3 separate regions of the Homo sapiens genome follow, and regions 1 and 2 are each linked to region 3. A link is a contact called in ENCODE Hi-C or POLR2A ChIA-PET data. All regions are on one chromosome and are shown on one strand. The core of a region is the stretch at or near the end of the contact, and the rest is flanking DNA. Distances in the headings are between cores, read along the strand shown.

Region 1 (4,751 bases), core at 910-3,409, 270 kb after region 3:
ATGTTGTCTGTGAACAGAGATAATTTAAATTCCTTTCAATTCAGATGCTTTTCGTTTATTTTTCTTGTCTAATTGTCCTGGCTAGGAATTTCAGCACTATGTTAACTAGAAGTGATGAAAGTGAGTAAGCATCCCTGATTTGTTCCTGATCTTAAAGGAGAAGCCTTGCATACTTCACCATTGAGAATGATATTAGTTGTGGGCATGTCATATAAGGACTTTATCATGTTGAAGTAGTTTCCATCTCTTCCTACTTTATTTAGTGTTTTTATCATGAAAGGGTGTTGAATTTTGTCACATGCATGTTCTGCATCAATTGAGGTGATCACGTGGTTTTTTCCTCTTTATTTTGTTAATGTGGTATATTACACTGATCATTTTCATATGTTGAACCATCTTTACGTTCCAGGAATACATTCTACTTGCTCATGGTGTATAATCTTTTTAATGTATTGTTGAATTCTGTTTGCAAGTGTTTTCTTGAGGAATAATACCAATTATTACAGATAAAGAAATTGAACTCCAAAGAGGTTTCCCCAAGGTCACTCATTTAGTAAGTGGTAAGAGTTGGGGTTCAAACCTAAGCCTGTCTGATCCCAGAATCTGTGTCCTTTTCAATATACCATGCTGTCTTGTATCACCCCACAGAGGGATAAGGGAGCTAAGTGTGGCCTACTAGCTTTATGACTTTAGAAGAAAAAGAAAAATGTAGCCATGTCTGAACCTCAGTTTGCTTATCTGAAAATAGGGATCAAAATGCCAATTTTCCAGAGTTATTGTAATGTTTAGACAAGATAAGGAATGTAGCACCCCTGGAACATCATGAGCTTTTCAAAAACTGTGGCATGGGTGGCCTTCAGCCCCATGTTGGGCCTCCAACCTCCAATGAAAGTTGCTCTGTGACCTTGGACAGAGGCTTCATGTGCAGCCTTTTGGCCAAACCAGTTATTTCTTTACTCTGCTATAAATAGTTGAAAACATAAGGTCTTCAATAAGTTGTCCTGTGACTTTATTTCCTGGCCAACAGGGAGGTTTCCATTTCCTCTATGACTCATCTATTCCTTTTTGCAGCTCTCCTCTAAATACCTCCAGCCAGTGACATTTCAAATATCCTTGCCTCTTGGCTTCCCTTCAGCGGCCTCAACTCATGTCCAGAATTCTTTCTCTTCCTTTTCTTCTTTTTACTTTTGCAAGCTTGGTGACCAGAGCTTGGCTGGCTGAGATACCTAGTGTTCATAGGAGAATTTCCTTCCCTTCAATGGAACATCCCCCTGCAGACCGTTTCTGGGCCCGGTGTGTAGACAGACTTCATAATGGTGATGAGATTTCCCAAACAGCCTAAGGGGAAGAAAAGGAAGAAGAGAATGGCAAATTCCCCAGTCCTACTCTTGGCTTTCTGGGTTACATGGTCTTCCATTTAACAAGAACTTATCCCTTTCCTGGGAAATGAGAAGTGCTATACAAAGCACGAATTCTGAGGATGCCCTCACACTATTGCTTTGGGAACTGTGTGCTGTGTGCTGACCACAGGGAGCAAATCGTGAGTTTCTCTACAAGGGCTGCAGTCAGAACTGCTAGTAAACTGTACTTCATATGAAGTACATCACAGACAACTGGGCTCCAAGAGCTAAAGTTTACTTACTGCTTTTCACCCCAAAGGCCCAAAGCCCTCACTAAAGCTATGAATACCAGAATCACTACATCTTTGAAACACAGCCAGAGTTCTAGGCCTTGCTTAAATAGCCCGGAGCCTGTACATACAAGGCATGTGTGTGTGGTGAAAGAGGCCCTTATGGATTTGCCGCTGCTGGAGGCCAAAGAGAAGGGTGAGTGGAATGTACTGGAATGTCTGGCAAACAGCAGAGGCAGATTCTGCGGCTAAGCTGCTTGGTGGGCCCTGTGGGGTTGAGTTTTAATCTCTGTCACATGTGGGACTGTAGGATACCTGCCCGCCCAGCCTCTGTAGCTGCCTCCACAGCCAGAAGAATTTGGCTTGGAAACAGGGACTCCCTTTGGCGAGATCTAGATCCAGAGAGAATTCAGAGTGTGTATTCTCTGGCCCCCTTGAAGTTTGGGCATTCATACCACTGGTGTTTGCCCTGGCACCCTCCCAAGCTTGAGAGAGGCTTCTCTCCCTCCTAGACCACATCCCAGCCTCCCCCTTGTGTTCAGCAATGTGAGTGATGTGAATGTCTTGAGCAAGGTCATAGGGCCAGCATTTCCTCTTGCTTACTCATCTATCACTAATTCATTCACTCATTCAATTACAGTTTTGAGGACCTACTATGTATAACACACTGCTAGGCTCTGAGGATAGAACAGTGTGCAAGACCGACATGGTCTTCACCCTTAACACTGTGCTTTCTGGCCAGGGAGCAAACCACAGAAAAGTAAATAAACAGAAGGTGAGAGAATTGCAGATTGTGAAAAGTTCTTTCAGGAAAGGAAAAGAACCAGGGAAAATAGCAGTAAAGAGGAAGGACTGTGACACTTACATTGGTGGTCAGAGAAAGCTGCCCCAGCAGCCAGGTGGGTGATGTGCGTGGGTGGGGTGGGTGTGGGGAGCATTCTGGGAAGCAGGAACAAGTACAAGGGCAGAAGTTTGGAAAGGGCTTAGTGTATTCTGGGAGCAGCAAGGAGGCCAGAAGGGCTGGAGCCAATGAGCAAAGGGAAGAACATGAGATGGAGAGTCAGCAAGGGCTATGTCCTCACAGGATGTGACGCCCCTGGTAGGAAGCTGTTTGTTAGAAGATCAAGGGGAAGCAATCGAAGAAATTGAAGCAGTGATTAAGAAGGATAGTTTTGTGTGTGTGTGTGTGTGTGTGTGTGTGTGTGTGTGTGTGTATGTGTGTGTATTTTAAATCACTGTAGATCCAGGAATCCCATTACTGGGTATATATCCAAAGGAAATGAAATCAGCACTTCAAAGAGACGTCTGTACCTTCGTGTTTTTTGCAGCATTATTCACCATAGCCAAGAGATGGGAATCAACCTAACTGTCCATCAGATGAATAAAGAAAATATGGTATGAATAAAAGAAGAACAGATGAATAGATAAGATGAACAGATGGGCCGGGCATGGTGGCTCACGCCTGTAATCCCAGCACTTTGGGAGGCCGAGACGGGTGGATCATGAGGTCAGGAGTTCGAGAACAGCCTGGCCAACATGGTGAAACCCCATCTGTACTAAAAATACAAAAATTAACTGGGTGTGGTGGCGCACGCCTGTAATCCCAGCTACTCAGAAGGCTGAGGCAGGAGAACTGCTTGAACTCGGGAGGCAGAGCTTGCAGTGAGCCGAAATTATGCCACTGCACTCCAGCCTGGGTGATAGAGCAAGACTCCATCTCAAAAAAAAAAAAAAAAAGAAAAGATGAGCAGATGAAGAGACGAATAGGTAAAGAAAGTGCAGAAGAAAATGAATAGATAAAGAAAAATGTATATATATATGCACACACAATACTATTCAGCCATAAAACAGAATGAAATCCTGTCATTTGCAGCAACATGGATGGAACTGGAAGCCATTATGTTGAGTGAAATAAGCCAGGCACAGAATGACAAACACTACATGATTTCACTCATATGTGGAATCAAAAACTGTTTATTTCATAGAAGTAGAGAGTGGAATAGTGGTTCCTAGAGGCTGGGGAGGGTCGCAGGGAGAAGGGGACTGGGAGTAGTTGATCAACAGGTGTAGAGTTAGAGTTAGATGGAAGAATAAGCTCTGGGGTTCTATTACACGGTATGATGACTAGTGACTACAGCAAGTAACAAAGTAGTGTGTATCTCAAGATAGCTAGAGGATAAGATTTTAAATGTTGTCACTACAAAGAAATGATAAGAGATTAAAGTGAATAATATGGTAATTACCCCAATCTGATCATTATACAACATATTCATGCATTGAAATATCACACTGTACCCTATAAAATGTACAATTGGTATGTGTCAAATATAAACAAAAATTAATTATAAAAAAGAATTTAAAATTGTAAAAATGTACTATAGCTGCCGAATGGAGAATGGATTAAGGGGGTAACAGTTAAAAAGGGAAGATTAGCAAAAGAGAGCATTGGGATTGTGCAGGGGAAAGAGGATGATAACCTGGACTAGAAGGGTGAGGGTGGAATTGGACTGATTAGAAATCAACTCAAGTAGAACCAATAGGACTTGGTGGTGAATTGGGACACAAGGGAAGAGTGAGACATCCAAGGTAAGTGCTGGGCATTTTACTTAAGCAACTGGGTAGTAGATGGTGCCACTTTCTGATATGGGAAAACCTAGGGGAAGGAATATGTCTTAGCAAAACAGTGACTAGGGACATGGCAGCTTTGGGGAAGAAAAATGGGATTCAAGTCATAGTGGCTTCCCCAGGTGGGTTCTTTACCCAACCCCACCCTTCCCTCCAGCCAGACAGAGTGTTTCCCTGTCCTTCAATGTACCTGGGCTAAGCTCTCCACCTTGAATGTGCTTCCCCTTCTTGCCCTCTCCTGAGAAGCCTCTTCCCTCCCTTCTTCACCACCCAGTGTACCTTCCCTGCACTGTCTCTCCCGAGTGAGGAGGAAACCTATAGGTCCTTATGCATGTTGGTGTTGCCTCCCCTTGCTTCTCAACCTTCAGCTCTCAGAACTCAGGCTAAACCATTCTGAGATCTGGCAGTGCAGGATGGAGAAGGAGGGAAAGAAACCAGGGCCAAGCTAACCCTATGTAGAAAAGGCTTCCAAAAGTACAATCACATGCAGAGTGGC
Region 2 (4,461 bases), core at 1,741-4,240, 440 kb before region 3:
GGAACAAAGATGGAAGAGAGATCCAGGCTGCATTCTTTGCAAGTGGGGAGCGCACGCTTGTCGTAGCGTTTTAGATACTGTGCTCTGGTAAACCCTAGCAGGCTGATCCTCTTTGCTCCCCAAGTGGCCAGGATGCAGCTCTCAGCCTCTTAATAAACACATCCATCTCCCTCCACACTGGTAGGCGCAAGGATTTTCTCTGACCAAACCCACACTTCTGCATCTATTTTCAGCCCCCATAAATCATATTCCATTGTTTTGGAGAAACTGAATTCAAGTTTAACAAGCCATCAACCTCATCCCTCCATTCTCCACCACTCCAAATTTCCCTCAGGGAGAAATTTGCAAAGAGGAAATTCTAAATCAGATGTGGAGTTAAAAGGCAAGCTCCCACACAGGGCAGGAAAACAAAACTGGGTAAAAATACCGGCAATAACCACTAATGTCTTTGGTTAAAGGACCTGATTCTTCGGTCCAGGTGTGAACTCAGTGGGCATCTGCAGGAAGCAGAATTTGAACCTAACGCTAAATGACACACGATCCTGCTCTTCATGACCGTAAGTGCTGCGGTGGCTGGATTAAATGGCTCTGCTGCAGAATTTCTCCCATTTCAAGGTTACTAAGAAATATAAGATGGATTTAAAATTTATTTGTGTGCTCACCCTTCTCACATCAGCACATTCAGGATTCTTTTTCATAACTAGGCTTGACCTAGCACAAGTTCTCTATTTCGCCCTGAGACACGCAGAGACTTGCTGTGCAGTCCCAGGTGGACCTGGATCTCAAATGTTCCAGGATCGAAATTACATCACAGATGCTCACGGCATAAAGTCTGCCAAACCAGGTCTGTGGACTGGTACAATTCTTAAAGAGCCAATAGGAAAACAGCTGTCTAGGGCCAGGAGACCTTAATGACATCCTGGAAAATATAGGACAGTATAAAAGGACTATAGAGAGTCAATGATTTTGAAAATTCCCAAGCTCTTAACTACAGCCCAAATGCACATGCTTTAAAATGTACCCACCCCCAAAGCAGTGCACAGCTAACTGTGACTTTGCAAGCCCAGCTTTAGCTCCGCGCATCCACACCGCAGCCTGCCAGAGGTCTGCAGACCACTCCCTACTCAGAGTCCAGCTAACCCTACCGGCCTCCCAGCAGGCTGCAGCATGATGCCCAGATCCAAGTCCAGGCACCAGCTGGAGGTCCCTTGGGCCTGCCTTCCCATGTGCCGTGTTCCTGACCGGTTGAACAATAATCAGAGAAGGCCACAGGAAAAGCCGCATCATGCCCACCGCGGCCACTCCCTGGCCCTCATCAACACCGGTTGCGCGCACTTCTACGGAAGAACACAGCATGCAGGAGCACGGGCCTGCTACAGAAGGCCGTGGAACAAGAAATACCAGCATGAGAGGGCGGCTGGTCTGCAGCTTTCAAAGAAGGCAGAGGCTGCGGAGCTTCTGCAGAGGAAGTGGTGATATTTCAACAGCCAACTCCCACAAAAACAGACAGTGAAGAGGAGTGGGGCAGCCGCAGCTGCCAGCACCCTAGCCACCTTCTCCAGGTATTCGGGGCTTGTCTGTGGCCACAGTGGTAAGCAGGACACACCTGAAAGTACCTTCTGGCGGAAAAGCAAGCACCTTAACGCTGCCCAATCGGTCCCTTCCTTCACTCCTCCCCATTCTTAACAAGAGATCTGGAATGGCGCGGACAGGGAAAGTTTCTCAGATTAAGGAGAAAACTAAGCCAAGTCAAGACGCCGCGGGTGGCCTCTCTCTCAACTCTCACTGGGCCAACTCCTACCTGCCTCGCCCGCGTCACCTGCTGTAAGGCTTGCTCTTGGGCTGTCAGTGAAAAAACGACTCCCCCTGCCTCCACCAGCCACGCCGGGCTTTCAGAAAAGCCCCCTCAACTAGGAAAGCCTAACTTCAATCCACCCCTAAAAGTCCGACCCACAGGTGTGACAGACTTCCCATGCAGGGGCTGGGGTGCTCCCAGGAAGTGAAGGAAAAGGTCCCCGACGACATTGTCACTGGAAAAGTGCTGGCCACGGCCTCCGCCTTACCCTCTCCACCCACGGGTTCGGAGCCCCCAGGAGCAGTCAGACCGATCACCGCTCCTGCAGCCTCATTTGTTTCCGGAGAGACACCCACAAGCCAGCCCACGGAGAGTCTGGACTCGCCCGCCCCAGCACCCACGCCTCCCCCGCGCCCGGTTCCAGCGCCGCCCCCGACATCCACCCGCGGGCAGCCCCTTACCGCCGGTATCCTCGAAGCGCGGGGGCGGGCGGTCCCGCAGCGCTGCGCTCCAGCCCGCGCCGGCCTCGTCCTCCTCCGGCTCCTGTGCGTCCGGGGCGCGGGGCGGTGGCGGGGCGGCCCCTGGGGGTCCCGGGGGCTCGCGCTCGTCGTCCGAGGAGGCGGCCGAGGAGGAGCGCGAGGCGGCCGAGGTGCTGTAGAAGGGGTTCCCGCCGCTGTCCGGGCCGGACTCGCCGAACACGTCGTCCGAGATGTGCAGGCTCTCGTAGCGCGCGCGGGCAGCCTCGAGCAGCGCCGGCGCCCTCCTCCGCGCGCCCCCGCCGCCCTCGGCCATGGCCCCGGCCGCCGCCCGCGCGCCCGCCCCCACAGTGCCTCCCAGCCGCACACGCCGGGCCCTGGGCCCGCGCCGCGGCCCGCCGCCCCCCACCAGCGCAGCCCGCAGCACAGCGCCCGCCGCCCCGTGCCCGGCCGGCCCGCCGTCTTGGCCGCCTCGGGCCCAGCGCCCGGGGAAGCGCCCTCGGAGCTCGGGCGCCGCAGGCTGCGGGCCGCGGCGGGAGGCGAGCCGCGCGCGGGGCTGGCAGGGGCGACCCAGAGCGGGCGGGACGCAGAGGCTGCGGCCGAGACCAGGCGCCGCCGCCGCCACCGCCGCCACCACCGCCACCACCGCCGCCGCTGCGTCTCCTCGGCGCCCGCCGCCTCCCTGCCCGCCCTCTCCACGGCCTCCGGCGCTCGGCTGCCGACCTTCCCGGGCGCGAGCCGCCAGAGGCGGGCCCTGCCGCCCCTCACCTCCCGCCCGCCGGCCAATGGGGAGCCCGGCCCGGACAGCCGCGGGGGAGCTGGGCGGGCCCGGCGCGGGGAACGCCCCCACCCTCCTCCGCGGGGCGGGGCGGGGCGCGCGGCCGGGGCTGGCGGTTAGGGGGAGGGCCGCCGGCGGCAGTGCCGGTCTCCTCCTACAGGGACGCGCAGCCCGGGACCGCCACGCGCAGCGCGGGAGGGGGAGGGCGGGACCGGGGAACAGGAGGGGAGGGGGACCCGGGTGCTTCCAGCGGTCCGGGCCCGCGGACGGAGTGCGGGCCGATCCCGCTCACTGTCCCCTTCCGCAGTCCGCGTGCAGCTCCAGGGAGCTGTCCGCCCCGGTGGTTCTGAACCAGGCGCCGCCGAAACGCTCCAGGTAGGCGGCGGGCCCGAGGTCACCACACCCGCGGCGGCGGCTGCTGCCGAGGTTTCCTGGGGGTCACTGCCAGCTGCGCCGCATGCTCCCATAAATACAGGGGCTGTCCAGCTTCTGGGAATCTCGCTCTAATTAGGAGCCCGCCTCGCCGGTCCACTGTTGGTCGCTGGTCAGATGCTAACTCCGTCTCGCTTCAGTATCCCTGTAATTTAAGGGTGCCAGCACTGGAGTTAAGTAGCTAGTCATTCCTCATCATCGTTGACGTGTGGCATCTTTTGAACTCAAAATATCCATTACTTCCAAATACTAATTACTCTCACACCTCTATTTTAATATCTCCTTCACACACACACTTGAAACACTCATGTACTGAAATATTGCATGATCACCCAGGCTTCAGTGCTCTCATAAACAATAGCACAGAAAGGTTGCATCCGCCCCTCTTCCTTGGGCAGGAATGTGTGGTGGTCATCCTGTTGATGGCGATACGCGTAACGGAGACTGCCTTGTCTTCTTGCTCCCCTCCTCCTCCTTCGAATAATGCAATAAGTCACACTAATGGTAAATGGGCCATAAAGTCACTTTCACTCTGAAATAAAATAAATCCTCAGAGATGTGAAGGGCTTACAAATCCTACTGAGCATTAACTAAATTGTAGTTACATGAAACAGAAAGGCATGTTGCGATTTCTACGAATGCATAAAGGATGAAGGACCATTTTGCCGCCAAGTGGGGTCACTTCTAGTGTCGAGCAGGAACCTTCACTCATGCCCTCCCCTCCCCAGCCCCTGTGGTTCCTCCTTCCACATCAGGGGCTCTGCACAGGCATAGGTTCATGATCATCACTAACAGACAATATATAAAAAGGAAAAGATTCATGGAACTTTCCTTGCTATGTGGATTGGCTGAAAAATGAGGAAGTGCTTGCAAAGCATTTTTACTCTCTTGGAAGAATTATGCCACGGAAAATATCTGGTTTCCAACATACCTATATACTGTGCTAACCAGCTGAAAGTTGTTGAAGAGAGTACAGGTAA
Region 3 (4,943 bases), core at 1,613-4,112:
GAAAACACACACACAGATGCCACACCTGTCAGATGCACACGGAACTTCAGTGAGTGAACTGAGCCCCTGACCACATTCAAAACCACCAAGATCTGTGATCAGCATCATATAATCAATTTCTATTTGTTCCTGCAATACACAAGAAATGTCTAGAAGATGATCACCACATTTGGAGGCTGTATTTGCATGCTCTGACTTAAAACGTTGCTATGTGAGATAGAAAAACATTACTGGCAATGGGGGAGAGGATACCATTCAAAGAAATAGGCAGTGTCCTTCAGGGCAGCGGAAAGGGCTGTGGAGGCCCCAGGACCACATCAGAAGACTGATCAAGTGGGAAGAGACATTGGGCCCCACTCTATCTAGTTTACAGTCCTTTAGGACAAACTTGGGGTCACCTATTTGGGGGTACCTCTGTTCAGCAGCCTATCCTGTCCTTATCCATCATCCCTGTGCCCAGGAGCTGGCCCTCCTCCATGAATGATCTCCTGGGGACAACAATGAGACAACTGACTCCACTTTGGTGCCTACCTCTGGCGCAGTCCAGGGGAATTTAAATTCCCTACTGCTATTAACCTACGCAGACACTGCAGGCAAAAATGTACCCTGGGCCATGTTCCTATGTACCTCTGTTAAAATTCAGGGTCTATCTGCCCCTCTGCTGTCTGAGCTGAGGCTGGTCAGAGGCATTTCAGAACATGCTCTCAGCTGGTTTTGCAAAGCTGAGATTCAATTCTCCTGAGTTACTCCTGGAAGGACATACAGGCACCACAGCACGGCACAGTTCCACTTGCTTTTAAATCACATTGAGTTTACAAATTCAGAAACGGCTCAGTCTGGCACCAGATGAGGAATGAGAATAAAAAATTAACTTGGCCACATTCTTCCTTGTCAGTAATACTGGGCTCTTCTATGACATGGGCTTTTTCATCATGAGTAGGCGTGTAGATATTCTTAGCTGGACACCAAGCTAAGGGAAAATGACAGTCACTCTCCAACATTTGTAAGTACTTAGAAGTTTACTTCCTGTCATATTTATTCGTGACTCTTCCAAAGGAGTGCTGCCTGCTTTTTCATCCCCCAAATCTGGGCGCAAACACTGCACACAAGTCTTTATAAATACGCCTATTTTCCCACTGAAAATGTTTCAGCTCTAGGAATACATTTTAAAACCTATATTTTCCCCTCCCCAGTTTACCACACCCTTGTTTTTCCTGGCAAAGCCATCAGAATTTGAAGTCCAGTAGAGAATTTCCTTTTGATTCCATCAGAATAAAGAAACACTGGCAGCATCCTTCAGTCATTTCACTTTTCCCTCACATTAAAGTGGGTTTATGACCATGAACACTTCGTATTAATAAATGTCTCAGCACACCCAAGCCTGAAAATCTGATCTAAACCTCCTTAACTTGAATTCCATCCACAATCCACAACTTCCTCGGAAAAAATCTCTCCCAGCTTCTCCTTCCTCTAGCCCAAGAAACAGCCTTAACAGCGAGCGATTTCATTCCTACACTCTTTGCTCAGCTTGACTTTGCTCCTCACGGCAAAAGTTGAGTTTGAAACGCCAAAGAGTCACAGTGCAAATTCTAATGGCACCAAACAGGCTTCGGTTAAACACATTTCTAAGAAAAAGAAGACCAAGTTTCTGAACCCTACAGAAGATTCAGGCGTTTGTGACTAAGTGTGGGTCATCCCTGAGCTTTTTCTGGAACAGATTCAGCGTTTCTACCTTCACAAATGACTGTCCCTCTAGCAGTCTGGACAGTGTCTAGATCTGAGACCTAAACATGCCCTGTTATGTGGCCAAGACTTACTGGAGCTCATTTAAACTTATCGTCCCTTAGTTTTTTGGTGGAAAACAGGGCCACCATGCTCACCCTTAAAACATACGCTGGGCATTGTGCTCACTTGGAAAACATCTTAGGGTGATGGATGGGTTTCCCTCCTTATCTTGGAAGACACCTTTTCTTCCTTGTTACCTGGCTTGGCAATTTTACTTTCCCCATACATCTCATCACAAGTATTCATGTTAGTATATATCATTTGCTCAGTCCCTTCACGGGCAGGCACGGGGTGGCGTTATTACCCCCGTTTTACACAGTGGAAACTGAGGCTCTAAGAAGTTAATTGACCCACCGCCATACAGGTAGTAAGTAGCAGAGCTGGATTAAAACCCAGGCTTGTCTGGTTTAAAATTGCTTGTTGTTTCCACTTTGGTCAGCCTCGCTTACGACAGCTCCGGGAGAAGTCTCTGGAGTCCGTGCGAGCCGGCGGATCAGGTCTAGATGGAGGTTCTTTAACGACCCACCTCTCGGCGATCTCTTAACCAACTCCCCCAGCGGAGCCCCCACCCCCCGAACTTCGGCTCTGGGGCTCCCCTCCCACCCACTGCCATTCCTGCCTTTTCTTTTCCAGCCCCTACCAGCTGGGGCGGCCTCACGCCGGCAGGTGCCCACCGGGCCGGGGCGCCTCGGGGCGCCGGGAGGGGAAGAGGGTCCGCGGCCAGGCCCGCACCTACCTCGTCCCCGAAGCGCACCACCTTCTGGCCCGTGGGCCCGCGCAAGCCGGGGAAGCGCGTGAGCTCCTCCGAGTCCCCGGGGTCTCGGGGCGCCGGGGCGCGCGGCCCCACCAGGCACCGGTCGATGATCTCGTCCTGCTGCGCGGGCGGCAGCCGCGCCCACTCGGGCCCGTACTTCTCGCGGATCTTCTCCTTGTCCTGCATGATCTTCCTGGCCATGGGGCTCAGCGACGAGAAGTAAGTGAAGCGCTTTCGCTCCCGGTCGTCCAGAGGCCGGTTCCCGCTCATGACCGCCGAGCGCGAAGCCGCGATCGCCGCCGCCATGGACGCCATGCCCGGCCTGCCCGCCGCTCCCGGCCCGCGCCCCGCCCCTCGCTGTGCCCGCCCTCGCCCCGCCCCGCGCCACCCGGAGCCCCGCCCCCTCCGGGAACCCCGCCCTGCACCGCCGCGTACCCGGGTCTCCAAGCCAACCCAGCTCCCCAAGCCCCGGGACCCCGGCCCTCCGTGGCCCCCTCCCCGGGAGCTCCTCCCTCCGGGCCCCCCCCCGCCACCCCCTCGCGGACCCCACGAGTCCCCCTTTACGCCTCCATAGTGGATTACCGCGGTGCCCGCAGGTTTCGGGCTCCCCTTACCCGGCTCAGGTGGTAGCCGGCGTGTCCCTGAGTCCGCGCCCGGCGCTCTGAGAGGGTGGCCGTGGTTAATTCCCGGTAGTGACCGCCATAGCGCCACGTGGCCACTGCTTGACAAAGGAAACTTTTTTCAACCTCCAGTGAGCCTAAGAAAGCCCCAGCATTTCAGGCCAAGCCGCTGGCTGCCTGGCTTCTGTTTTTACTCCTTTCCTTCTGTCCCTTTCTGGGACGAGCCACACCTTCTCTGCTTTCTCTGGGCCCGTCCAGGACGCTGGGCCCGGGGCCTGGCGCGGTGAGCTGCAGATAGCCGGGGGCGCAGGGCAGCCCGGAGGCTGGAGGGCGACCTGGAAGGCTGGACCGGTTCGGGGCATCTGGTGCTCAAGGAAAGTCAGCTCCCGCCGCCCCTCGGGGCCAGGTGGGTGCATGAAGTACCCGGTGGCCCAGGTGCCTTTCCCCAACCCAAGGAGCTCAGAACTCTTGGCAGTTCGACGTTTGCAAACAAACCAAAGAGGAGCAGAAAGTTTTCAGACTCAGAGGCGACATCCCAACAGGTAGGGGGCCAGGGTTTGTAATTTTGAGGTGTGTCCCAGACAGACCACAAAATTAAAATTATAGCGAGCCCCCACTTCCCCCAAGCCCCTCTCTCCATCTGACTGATTTTAACAAGACTAACAGGACTCAGGTGAGAATTGTGTCCACTCGTAAAATAAAAAAACAAAAACAAAAACCAGCATTTCAGCTGTTATCCAGGGTCTTTGCCTGGATAGTTCTGAACACAAAAGTAGAAATAACTTGCAAAGTCCTATTTTAAATGTGAGATGGCCTCATCTTCCGGCCCAGAAATCCTCAGAATATTTTTGGAATGTCATGAATGTGGCAGGCTCTACAGTTAAAGACATTATTATCAACAATGTTCACAACATAATATATTGAAGCAGGGAAAGGCAAGCACCACCAAATATAGTCTCCACAGTAAGTGGCGGATTATTTATGAGACCGGAAGTTTAAGGACAGTTTTTTGGAGTATGATCTTCTGTTTGAGTTGATGCTAGAGAAGCTCAATACATTGACCTGAATCCCACTGATTTCTCTCCTCTAATCCTTGTTTAATAATATAGGTAATGTTTAAAGATATATTCTTGAAATTAATTAACATCCCCAGGCTTGCTTTGATATTCACATAAGAAGCTGTCCGTACCCTTAGAAACTTGGTCTCATGCTGTTTTCAAAGCAGTTGTGGAAATAATTGTTGCTTTCAAAAAAAAAAAAACCACAACCCCATGAGGTGTTTTGGGTCTGGCAATAATTGATTGTCAAAGAAGTTTTCAAGATAATAAAAGCGTGAGATAATTCAGGGACATTGGCCAAAGTATGTAAAGTCCATGATCTGGATGATAAGGGGCTAACTGAAAGAAAAATTCTTCCAGATTATAAGAAGAAACTCAGGGGAATTAAAGTATGGCTCTAACAGATGACTTGGCTGAAATTAGAAACTTTTTTTTTTACATATATCTTTATCTACTCCTGGAGGGAATAAAAATAGCCAAACTCCGGCCGGGCACGGTGGCTCACGCCTATAATCCCAACAGTTTGGGAGGCCGAGGCGGGTGGATCATGAGGTCAGGAGATCGAGACCACCCTGCCTAACATGGTGAAACCCCGTCTCTACTAAAAATACAAAAATTAGCTGGGCGTGGTGGCACGTGCCTGTAATCCCAGCTACTCGGGAGGCTGAGGCAGGAGAATCACTTGAACCAGGGACTCGGAGGTTGCAGTGAGCCAAGATCGCGCCA

Evidence for each region. Hi-C counts contacts between places; a loop is a spot of excess contacts on that map. ChIA-PET counts read pairs that join two places held with the same protein, here RNA polymerase II (POLR2A). Pooled maps may share reads with other maps.
Region 1: a map of chondrocyte shows a loop between it and region 3 (5-fold over the local background). The contact joins the enhancer-like site here to the promoter of C1orf198 in region 3. A Hi-C loop is called at or near these places in 1 of 168 maps with a recorded cell type or tissue (chondrocyte). POLR2A ChIA-PET finds 5 or more read pairs at or near these places in 3 of 52 experiments (HEK293, WTC11 and activated T-cell).
Region 2: a pooled map shows a loop between it and region 3 (5-fold over the local background). The contact joins the promoter of PGBD5 here to the promoter of C1orf198 in region 3. A Hi-C loop is called at or near these places in 1 of 37 single-sample maps with no recorded cell type and 6 of 50 pooled maps. POLR2A ChIA-PET finds 5 or more read pairs at or near these places in 1 of 52 experiments (MCF 10A).

The regions. Positions count from the first base shown.
Region 1 is chr1:231,138,321-231,143,071 of GRCh38, forward strand. No RefSeq gene overlaps it. Among named protein-coding and RNA genes, the nearest start is that of TRIM67, 21 kb to the right of the region's middle. Within about 2 kb of position 2,160, at least 2 of the 41 ENCODE cell types and tissues checked have a DNase peak (open chromatin) inside an H3K27ac peak, as active enhancers do.
Region 2 is chr1:230,423,342-230,427,802 of GRCh38, forward strand. It overlaps PGBD5 (piggyBac transposable element derived 5), which reads right to left and starts at 2,991. Exons shown (of 7, transcript NM_001258311.2): 1 at 2,257-2,991. The coding sequence starts at 2,587. RefSeq lists a silencer at 2,938-3,257 and enhancers at 3,066-3,613, 3,614-4,160.
Region 3 is chr1:230,865,659-230,870,601 of GRCh38, forward strand. C1orf198 (chromosome 1 open reading frame 198) reads right to left here and starts at 2,863. Exons shown (of 4, transcript NM_032800.3): 1 at 2,522-2,863. The coding sequence starts at 2,854. RefSeq lists a silencer at 2,792-3,011 and an enhancer at 2,835-3,426.